Linked DNA regions of Homo sapiens: region 1 is linked to region 2. Evidence: chromatin contacts called from ENCODE Hi-C or POLR2A ChIA-PET data. All regions are on one chromosome and are shown on one strand. The core of a region is the stretch at or near the end of the contact, and the rest is flanking DNA. Distances in the headings are between cores, read along the strand shown.

Region 1 (5,246 bases), core at 2,444-4,943, 290 kb before region 2:
AACTGAAAAAGGCTTGTCTTCTACTCTACTGGCAGGGAATTAAATAAAGAACATCCAACACAATTAAAATTAGAAATAATGAGGTAGGACTTTGCAAAACATTAAATGATTTACCTTCTGTGTTATTTTCCTCCTAGATTAATATCCAAACAATGGCTTGGGTACTGCCCAAATACAGAAAAACAGAAGGAAGTCTTCTGAGATTAACATTTGTCTTTGTAAAATCCAGAAAGTGTAAAAGAAAGAATTGTCTGCATTGGTGTGCCTTTCATAGGAACAAATAATAACTTCTTTTTTTCTAAATGTCATAAAATATATTATTTAGGTCCATATATTATTTGTTGACATGTCTACACAAAAACCAATGTCTGTATTTTAAAGAACTTTAAAAATAATCACTTGTTCATAAAAAGGACACCAAGGTTCAGAAACTCAACATAATGAAGGGCAATTATTTATTTTGGTCTTGGGTTACCGCCATTACGTTATTTTTCCATATGTTCATTCACACATTCAACACACATTTTGTGCTAATACCATGTGACAGGAAATTTTCTTAAAAGTAGAAAAATCCCATGTTAGGTACACCAAAGAAAAAGTCTGAAAGTACTACTCTTAGAATGAGTGTCCAGAACATATTAACAATGCTTTTTACTGGAGAAACAAATGGCATGACATTCAAGCTTTTCATTCTGCCAACTTTCTCATTAAGACAAACAGCAAGTGAAAGTCAATCCAATAAACAATAAAATGAAGAGCTCCATGTTTTGAACCAAGACTTCTAGGAAGTCCAAACAAAAAGGCAAACTACAATTTTCTAGAGTGTTTTTAGAAGGACACAATCCTAGGCATAAATCATCATCGAAGCTCCAGCTTCCAGTGACCCAACCCAAAAAAGGCCCCAATAGTCAAAGCCAGTAACAATTACTTAAAATCCTAGGCTGGGCGCGTTGGCTCACACCTGTAATCCCAGCACTCTGGGAGGCCGAGGCAGGCAGATCACGAGGTCAGGAGATCGAGACCATCCTGGCTAACACGGTGAAACCCCATCTCTACTAAAAATACAACAAATTAGCCGGGGGTGGTGGCAGGTGCCTGTAGTCCCAGCTACTTGGGAGGCTGAGGCAAGAGAATTGCTTGAACCCGGGGGGCGGATGTTGCAGTGAGCTGAGACGGCACCACTGCATTCCAGCCTGGGCAACAGAGCGAGACTCCGTCTCAAAAAAAAAAAAGAAATCCTGATGTTGTTTCAAACCTTGATATTGTTCAGGCCTACCTGAAATTTTGTTTCAAAACCTACAATCATCAGGGAGAAGAAATTATAAATAAAAGCCTGGAATAAGTTTGTTAATGTCATTTCGTGATGATGTTTCAAAAGCCAAAGAGGAAATAAACTGCTACTTTTTCCTTCTTATTTACTTTCATGACCTTTGGACCCAAAACTATGAAACACATATGGTCATACCAGGGTTCATTTCTATTTTAACTTAGAATGAAAAGGAGACCTTGGACCAAACATTTGCCTTTTCCTTCTCCTTCCCTGTAATACTTAGTCTCACACACCAAGCTAGGTGAAAACATTTTCTTGCAAGTTTTTGGAAAAGGAAGGTAATCATTAATAGAAAAGGGCAGAGATAAATTTCAATCGCATATATGTCATAAAGTTTCTCTGATCATTAAGAAATGTATATCCACATGATTCAGGTGCAGTGTATATACGCAATAAACACAATGACAACAGGAAAATCATACTTACATAAACCTGGGGATGTATAATATTTGTTCTGCTGCTTGGGCTGCCAATCTGAAAAAGATTTCAAAAGTTAGAGTCAGCACAGACTTAAGATAATTAGCAACGTTAAATTCAATGACAACATAATTTTCTTCAAAGGGTCGTGTTTGTAAATACTTTCAAGTAAAGTATAGTCTACTATGAAGATAAAACATCTCCTCTTAAAGATATGGAAAAAACAATATTCATTTTATAACCATTCAACGTATGCCAAATTTCTCCCCAACACATCAATGCAGTAAGAAAGGTACCTATGAGGGAACTGGTCCTGTCATTACTAGACATAAACTTAGGCTGAAAAGTAATCCTGAAAAGGTTTTGTTTTTGTTTTTGTTTTTGTTTTTTTGTAAGAAACTTGGGGCACAAGAGCAACAGTAAAAATGGACAGTTGTGCAACAGTGTTTTCTAAGAATATTTTTCATGAAGAAAGCTGCAATATCTCTGCACGTCTGCATTTCCACCTCACTACTGGCTACCCAAAAATAAGTGCAAGTGTTCCATGAAGTATGAAGGAGGATGGGGCAAGAGGACCCATGGCAGCTCTGTCAGCCAGGATGTCAGCCTCCACCTGCATGTACAAGTCAGGGATGCCACCTGCATCATTTCCTGGGCTGTCCCTCCAACCACTGGGACTACAGGCAGGAAGGGTATGTGAGAGCATGTGTGATCAGAAAATAAACGACAGTGGACATCTCTCTTTGTGCCACAGAGAAAGATTTGGAGACACAGAGTAAAAGGATCAAGGTGCTGCATTATAAGAAATATTAAAAACACAGTGTATATGGACAGCATAACAATATGTGAAATAAAAACAAGACTCAGGTTCAGCAGACTAGTAAACTGCCAGTCAGGCCAGCTAGCATGAAATGGATCTACAGAGGTGAGGAAATGTGTTACTGCTGATTTTAAATCTTGTTTTTCTACTGAAACTAACCATTGGCTGGCTTATCTACATATTGATTACCAATGCCTATGACTGACCCAGTCAGTCCTAGAATTAGGGGAAAGAAAGAACAAGAAAGTTTCATTAGAGTAAGCTTATTACAGGCTTAACCATCTGACTTCCTGACAGTCGCTTAACCATCTGACTTCCTGAATGTCACACACCGTAGAGGAAGATGAATTTTTATCTGGTGCTGCATATCGAAAAAAGGTCCCGACTTTGTCCACAGACACTGGGCTCACTTGCTCCCAGCCATTTACTCTCACTTGCAGTTGATGAATCCGGAGGTCATGGGTGTGTCTGTCAGGCAGAACAAAGAAAAAGATATTAGGCACAATCTCCAGAAGGGATGAAAAGTAGAAGCAAAGACACAAATCTGATTTAGTACATATGATGTAAAAACCCAGTTGGCTAAACCTTTTGGAGATTACCTAATGCAAGGGAAATCAGGAGCACAGTTTAACTGGGTTTTACACTTACAACACAAACTGCAAGATCTGTAAAGCTTGACTGAGTAAGAGTGGCATTTATCCTCCATTGTACAAACCACGCAAAACCTAAACACGAGCCAAGGTCTTTCCCCCACCAACCCTCACCCCAACCTATATAATGATGTCACTGGGGTGGTAAAAATGCAGTAGCGATTTAATCATATAACCATACTCTTGGAAATGCATAAAAAATTATTCTTGGTTCCTTTGTTGAAATCCTAATTCGCTCAGAACCACATGCAGTTGTTTGGCTCCAGCCCTACGTGACTACAGACAGGGCAGGAGAGGCACAGCGCTCATTTCAGGGCTCCTGTGCTCGACTGAAACTGGAGCAGAAGGCAGTGGGCAGAACAGGAGGAACAGGAGGAAACTGCACATTTAATTCTATTTTAGATTTTGCCTAATTCAAGCCAGAAGTGAAATGGGGAACTAGATTTGAGGCTGACAGGAAGCGGGGAGGGAGGCAAGGAGTGGGGTGCAGTGTGCCAAAAGGGGAAAAAGCCAGAAAAGGCATTTATTTTGAAGAATTCAAGCAGAATAGTGGGACCTGAAATGGATTATGAAATACGGAAACAAAAACAGAAATGACAAAGAGGTCAAACCCTTTCTGATATGACAGAGGATGGGCTTATCCAGAAATGTTCCCAACAGTTCTGTAGTTAGCTTCTCCAAGAACTGTGGGGACCAACAGGAAAATGCTCACTGCTCTTACCTGGAAGCTAAAGTGGCTTCCAAGCACATGTGTGCCCAGCATAGTGATTTTTTTTTTCCCTATAAAATCCCTGGAGACCCACACGTTCAGAACTCTTGCTTCTTGGGAATAATGTGTGTGGGTACCAAAGCTATGCAAAAGGAAACCTGCTTGACTTGGGAGCAAGTTTACACTCAGGAACTGAAAGCACCACAAAAAGCACATGATTACAGAAAGCTAAAGCCAATCTCTTCAATTTCAGCTCAGCTTGAAAACAAATATGAGGCTCAAATACTAAATCTTAACCTATTCAAATGCTGTCTTAACCTATTCATATCCACTGGATAGCCTGTGCATAGAAAAATACTTGTAAATAATACAACACTTTATTGGATATTTTATGATCTCTCAGTAATCAGATAGAACATTTTCTCACATTCATTCCAGTTTTGAGTATGGGTACTTCAGGAATGCATCAGCTAGCAGTCTCCCCAGATCAGTTCTTTTTAGAATCAGAATTTGTCTTCTTATTAGCTTTGAGTCCTGAAACTAGCTGCTTGTTAAAAGTACTACGTGGCATATATGTAAATTAAAATTGAAATCAACATGCTTTGAGAATCTTTTAAGAATACCATATCACCAATCCATCATGAAAATCAGGCCAAGATGCAATAAACTTGAGGGTTATGATATGTCTATGTTTCCACCAAATTCTGTGAAACACACAGGTTATCACCTCATATGTCAAATAAATGGATAGTTAATGAAAAGACATGTATTTCCAAGATGGCAGCAAAGTCTTTATTTTTTAAAAGGAGGCTGGGTGCAGTGGCTCACGCCTGTAATCCCAGCACTTTGGGAGGCCGAGGTGAGAGAACTGCTTGAGCCCAGGAGTTTGAGACCAGCCTGGGCAACACAGTGAGACCTCATCTCTACAAAAATAAAATAAAATAAAATAATAAAAGGAAACACTGATTTACGAAATATCTTTTAAAAAGAAGACATTAAAATCATTAATAAGGGGCCAGGTGTGGTGGCTCACACCTGTAATCCCAGCACTTTGGGAAGCCGAAGCGGATCACTTGAGGTCAGGATTTTGAGACCAGCCTGGCCAACATGATGAAACCCCATCTCTACTAAAAATAAAAAATTAGCCAGGTGTGGTGGAGCATCCCTGTAATCCCAGCTACTCAGGAGGCTGAAGCAGGAGAGTTGCTTGATCCCAGGAGGCAGAGGCTGCAGTGAGCTGAGATCGTGCCACTGCACTCCAGCCTGGGCAACAGAGCAAGAAGACCCTGTCTCAAAAATAAAATAAAATAAGATAAGATA
Region 2 (5,011 bases), core at 1,306-3,805:
GAACACAGCCATGCTGCCAGCCCATCTGCGCCATCATCCATGCCGTGGGTGCCTGCAGAAAGTGCCAGCAGGGACCCTGTTCCTAGCAGGAGCTGCCCATCAGCATATGGCATTCATTCAGAAAATCCCTCTGGAATCTCCCTGGTCATTCCCTCCATGTGGCTGGGAGTGGGTCTGCCCCACTCCCAGAATCATCCCTCCCTCCAAACAGGAGGCAGGAGGCCTGAAGGCCCAGTCTGGCCTGGGGCTCACCAGACACAAAACCCTGGCAATGTGGAGAAACTAAGGCGTGGCCACAACTCAAGCCTCAGCTAGATCTGGAGACTCATGGGGACCTCCCCCTGAAGACTGGAACTGTGATCTGGCCTGAGAAAAACCCATCAGTTACCATCCATAACCCCCATCGACTCATGGTGATTTCACTGGGTTCTGGTTTGCATCAGACACTGGCCAGAGTGTGAGAGCTGAGGTGGGGGTCGCCACATCCAGCAACCGCTCCCCTACCCCAGTTACACCGACCCTGAGGCCAAAGTCCCACAGCCAGTCAGTGCAGGGACAGCCCCCAGGCCCCAGCCTCCTGAGCCCCCACCCGGCCCCTCTGCCCTCGCCCGGCTTTATTGTGTGTATTTGCTGCTTGCTATCATTTTCCTTTTCCAGGCCTGTCACCAGGGGAGCAAAGCCTTGACCCCAAGCTTTCAGACTCTGGCAAGGGAGGCAGATGGCAGGGGTCTCAAGGGTCTGCTTGGCTGTGACTGCAGAGGCTGATGGAACATCAGGGCTTTGGGAGCGGTCAGCGGCCTGTTTCAGTGCTGCACACACACACATACACATATGCACACACACATGCACACACACGTACACATAGGCACACACACATGCACACACACGTACACATCTGTGTGAGCACACACTTGCCTCCCAGACTCAGCATCCATCATCCCCAATGCCCGGCCAGCTTATCTACCTATTACCTGAAAACAATCCTGTTATCTGTCCAAGGAGATAGTGTGGAAATAAATGCTTAGCAAGAAATGGCCTGTGCTGTCTACCCCACATCCACCTCCTGGGGGGCCTGTGTGTTCTGGGGGTCACTCTTGCATTTCAAGTGACTCCAAACAACGTCCCCAAAGCAGCAGCCCACCTTGTGTTTCCTTGGGGCCTGAGCCCGGCCACTGGCTGGCGTCCCACTCTCATGCTTGGCAGTGGAAACAGCAGCCACTGCCTTGGCTTGCACTGACACTGCACAGGCGCCAGGGTTCTTTCTGAGCCAGGCCTTCCGGCTCTGCAGGGGCCATTGAACTGAGCCAAGGAAAGAACATATTGGTGGCGGCCGGGCGTCATGGCGCACACCTGCGGTCCAAGCTACTCAGGAGGCTGAGGTGGGAAGATTGCTTGAGCCCAGGAGTTCAAGGCTGTAGTGAGCCATGATTATGCCACTGCACTCCAGCCTGAATAACAGTCAGCCTGGCCCTGACTCTAAAAAAAAAGAAAAAGAAAAAAAAAAAGAACCTGTTGATAGCATCTACGGATATGGGTAGACACTGACCCCTGGGGTCCCTTCCTTGTACTCCAGGGACCAGCACTTGACCATCCAGGCCTGTGTGGTCTGTCAAGCAGACCTGGTGCCCAGCAAGACCTGGGGCTCTGCCAGGACCACTCCTATGAGACCTGCTCTTGCTGCAGTGTCTAATGTGCCTATAGGAGCAAGAACGCTTGGACGAAAGGAACACATCCCTGCTTAAGAGGCAACGCCATGGATTAATATTCATTTAAACAAACACTTCTACAGGCATATGGGTACCAGGCCCCAGGATAGGTGCTGGGGTTCATCAGTGAACAAGGCTTTTGCCCTCAGAGGGATGGGAGCCACTAGGAGTTTGGATCAGGGAGGGGCATGGCCTGACTTGGGTTGTCCGGGTCACTCCGGCTGTTGCGTGGGAAATAGATGGCCCAGGAAAAGAGGGGGAGGACGAGAGAGGGGAGAGCAGGCAGGGGCAACTGAAGCATCCAGGGTGGAGGGGGTGGAGGCTGGGGCCAGGAGGGAGCTGTGGGAGAGGGAAGGGGCCGGATTAGGGGTGAACTTTGGGGATGGGATTTACTGAAGGATTGGATGTGTGCGAGAATGAGGCAAAGGTTTGGCCTGGGAAACTGGAAGAGTGACGTTGCCTTCAGCTGGGGTGAGGAGGGACTACTGAGGGAGGGCAGGGGCTTTAGGAGCACCTGTCAGCGGCCACCTACCCAGACTGTGGTGGGGTGGATGCAGTGGTCAGTGAGGGCTTCCTGGCAGAGGTGAGGCTCAAGCTGAGACCTGAAAGAAGGAGCAGGCTGGGGAGAAAGGGGTGAGAACAGCAAAGAGTGGGACTGCTGGGAAGAGCTCGCTGAGGGTGGCTGGGGGAACTTTCAGTGGCCCCAGGGGGGCCCGAGGGTTACTGACAGGGAAAGGAGAGAGCTCCAGATGAGGCCAGAGGGGCAGGACGGGTCCAGGCTGCTTACTCAGCACCAACAGGGAGGGAGGCTTGGCCATGAGCAGCCCAATCAGACCGAGAAATGGAGACGGGTAATAAATAGCCACAGATGAGTCATCTCAAGCCCCAATTCTGAGCCTGCCTCGCTGCTCTCCTGGGCCCGCAGCCTTCCTGGGAGGGGCCCCTGATTTCAGAATGACCAGGTCAGGCAGAGCTCAACTACCAGGGCCCCTGTGCTCGGGGCTCAACCCTGCAAGGCCCCAGGTGGCAAGGCAGCTTCGCCTTGTGGCAGCTGGTCCCATCGCCTTCCTCAGAACTCAGGTCAAAATAAGCAGCACACAGAAAACATTTTTTATGTGATCATTGCTTCAAACTTTTTTTTTTAAATCCTAGTATTAATTAGCCAGGTATGTAGGACTAATACAGTGCTCACCTGCGGTCCCAGCTGCCTGGGAGGCTGAGGCGGGAGAATTGCTTAAACCCAGGAAATCGAGGCTGCAGTGAGCTAGGATTGCACCACTGCACTCCAGGCTGGGTGACAGAGTGAGACTCTGTTTAAAAACAAAAAAAAAAAAAAGCTGTATTAATAAAATGTAATTAGAGGTATCCAGGTGTTGGGGGAAAAAAGCATTTGGTAAAGTCAGAGAAAGCTGGGTTCAAATCCCACCTCTTACTGCAGCCACAGCTGAGCAACTTGGAGCCAGCTGGTTAACCACCCTGGGCCTTGCCTTTCTTATCCATCAAATGGAAATAACAATGGCACTGACATCACAGACTTATGCAAAGATCTGAGATGCTAAATGCTTGGCACAGGAAGCTCCAGGATACCCAGCTATAATACCACAAAGACAGGGATCTATTCTAAATTTGTGGCCATCTAGTCAGGGCCCGGCCACAGGACAAATGAGGCCACCATTTTGCCTCCAGGCCCCCAGGTCTCCTGGGCCTCAGATGCCGGAGCACAAAGCCTCACTGTATTTGCACCTGGTTCACGCAGCCCCCTGGAGGCTCTGGACTTGAGAAGGCAAGCTCCCTGAGGGCAGGGAGTTTCTCAATGCTAGTTTCTCAATGCTTTATTACCAGGGCTTGGCATAATAAATATTTATTGAATTAATAAATAGAGCAGGCCGGGCACAGTGGTTCACGCCTGTAATCCCAGCACTTTGGGAGGCCGAGGCGGGCTGATCACTTAAGGTCAGGAGTTCGAGACCAGCCTTGCCAACATGGTGAAACCCCGTCTCTACTAAAAATGCAAAAAAAAAAATTAGCTGGGAGTGGTGGTGGGTGCCTGTAATCCCAGCTAATCGGGAGGCTGAGGCAGGAGAATCGCTTGAACCCAGGAGGCAGAGGTTGCAGTGAGCTGAGATTGCGCCACTGCAGAGCGAGACTCCATCTCAAAAAAAAAAAAAAGAATATAACCATCTCAAATTAAAAATAATAATAGGCTGGGCACGGTGGCTTACCCCTGTAATCCTAGCACTTTGGGAGGCTGAGGCAGGTGGATTACTTAAGGTCAGGAGTTTGAAACCAGCCTGGCCAACATGGTGAAACGCCGTTTCTAATAAAAATATAAAAAAATTAGCTGGGTGTGGTGGTGGGCACCTGTATTCCCAGCTAATCAGGAGGCTGAGGCAGGAGAATTGCTTGAACCTGGGAGGCAGAGGTTGCAGTGAGCCGAGATTGTGCCACTGCACTCCGGCCTGGGCAATAGAGAGAGATTCAGTCTCAAAATAATAATAATTTTTCAAGCAATTAGTTCGGCTTGCCACATTCTGATAGATTCAGATGCTAAGGAGACAATGAGCCCAGCTAGATTTAAAGGGTTTACTACTGGCCGGGCAGGGTGGCTCATGCCTATAATCCCAGCAATTTGGGAGGCCAAGGTGGGCAGATCCCTTGAGCCCAGGAGCTGCCCATCCTGGGCAACAAAGTGAGACTCCTCATCTCTACAAAAAAAAAAAAAAAAAATTAGCCGGGTGTGGTGGCATACTCCTGTAGTCCCAGCTACTCGGGGGACTGAGGTGGGAGGACGGCCTGAGCCCAGGAGGTCGAGGCTGTAGTGAGCCATGATCGCACCACTGCCCTCCAGCCTGGGTGACACAGCAAGACCCTGTCTAGAAAAAATAAAATGAGGGTCTACTACCTGCAGCCCTGCACATAGCATGAGCACTGAATTTGCATTGCTTGCCCTTGCCCTTGCCCTTAACATCCCTTCACGTAGGGTGAGGAACCAGCCCAGGCTGGTGCTGAGCACACACCATGGGAGACCCCCAATCTCATTAGGGGCTGCTGGCAAACCTATTCAACCTCTGTCCTGAGAAGACATTGTCTTTATCACCCTGGAATAGCCATCTCCCTAGGGGACGGGAGGGAGTCCTTACTGTCCTGGAAAGTAAATACATTTGCTCGCTAGCCCAGTGGGAGATGCTACCTCCAGCTTCCAAGACTGTTTGCTATGCAAACAATAATCATGGCTATCATTGATCAGCAGCTCCTAGGTGCCTACCAGCCATTGCAATAGCAGTCCCTGTATTAGTCCACTAGGG

What was found. A loop is a pair of places that touch in the nucleus more often than their neighbours do. ChIA-PET counts read pairs that join two places held with the same protein, here RNA polymerase II (POLR2A). Pooled maps may share reads with other maps.
Region 1: a loop to region 2 is called in a pooled map, with 3 times the contacts of the local background. The contact joins two enhancer-like sites. A Hi-C loop is called at or near these places in 4 of 50 pooled maps. POLR2A ChIA-PET finds 5 or more read pairs at or near these places in 2 of 52 experiments (CD4-positive, alpha-beta T cell and MCF 10A).

What each region holds. Positions count from the first base shown.
Region 1 is chr1:12,343,163-12,348,408 of GRCh38, reverse strand. It overlaps VPS13D (vacuolar protein sorting 13 homolog D), which reads right to left. Exons shown (of 70, transcript NM_015378.4): 43 at 2,900-3,035; 44 at 1,757-1,804. Among named protein-coding and RNA genes, the nearest start is that of VPS13D, 120 kb to the right of the region's middle. RefSeq lists an enhancer at 3,514-3,673. Within about 2 kb of position 3,693, at least 15 of the 41 ENCODE cell types and tissues checked have a DNase peak (open chromatin) inside an H3K27ac peak, as active enhancers do.
Region 2 is chr1:12,049,740-12,054,750 of GRCh38, reverse strand. No RefSeq gene overlaps it. Among named protein-coding and RNA genes, the nearest start is that of TNFRSF8, 11 kb to the left of the region's middle. RefSeq lists a silencer at 576-625 and enhancers at 1,508-1,557, 2,233-2,292, 2,303-2,392, 2,433-2,582. Within about 2 kb of position 2,555, at least 12 of the 41 ENCODE cell types and tissues checked have a DNase peak (open chromatin) inside an H3K27ac peak, as active enhancers do.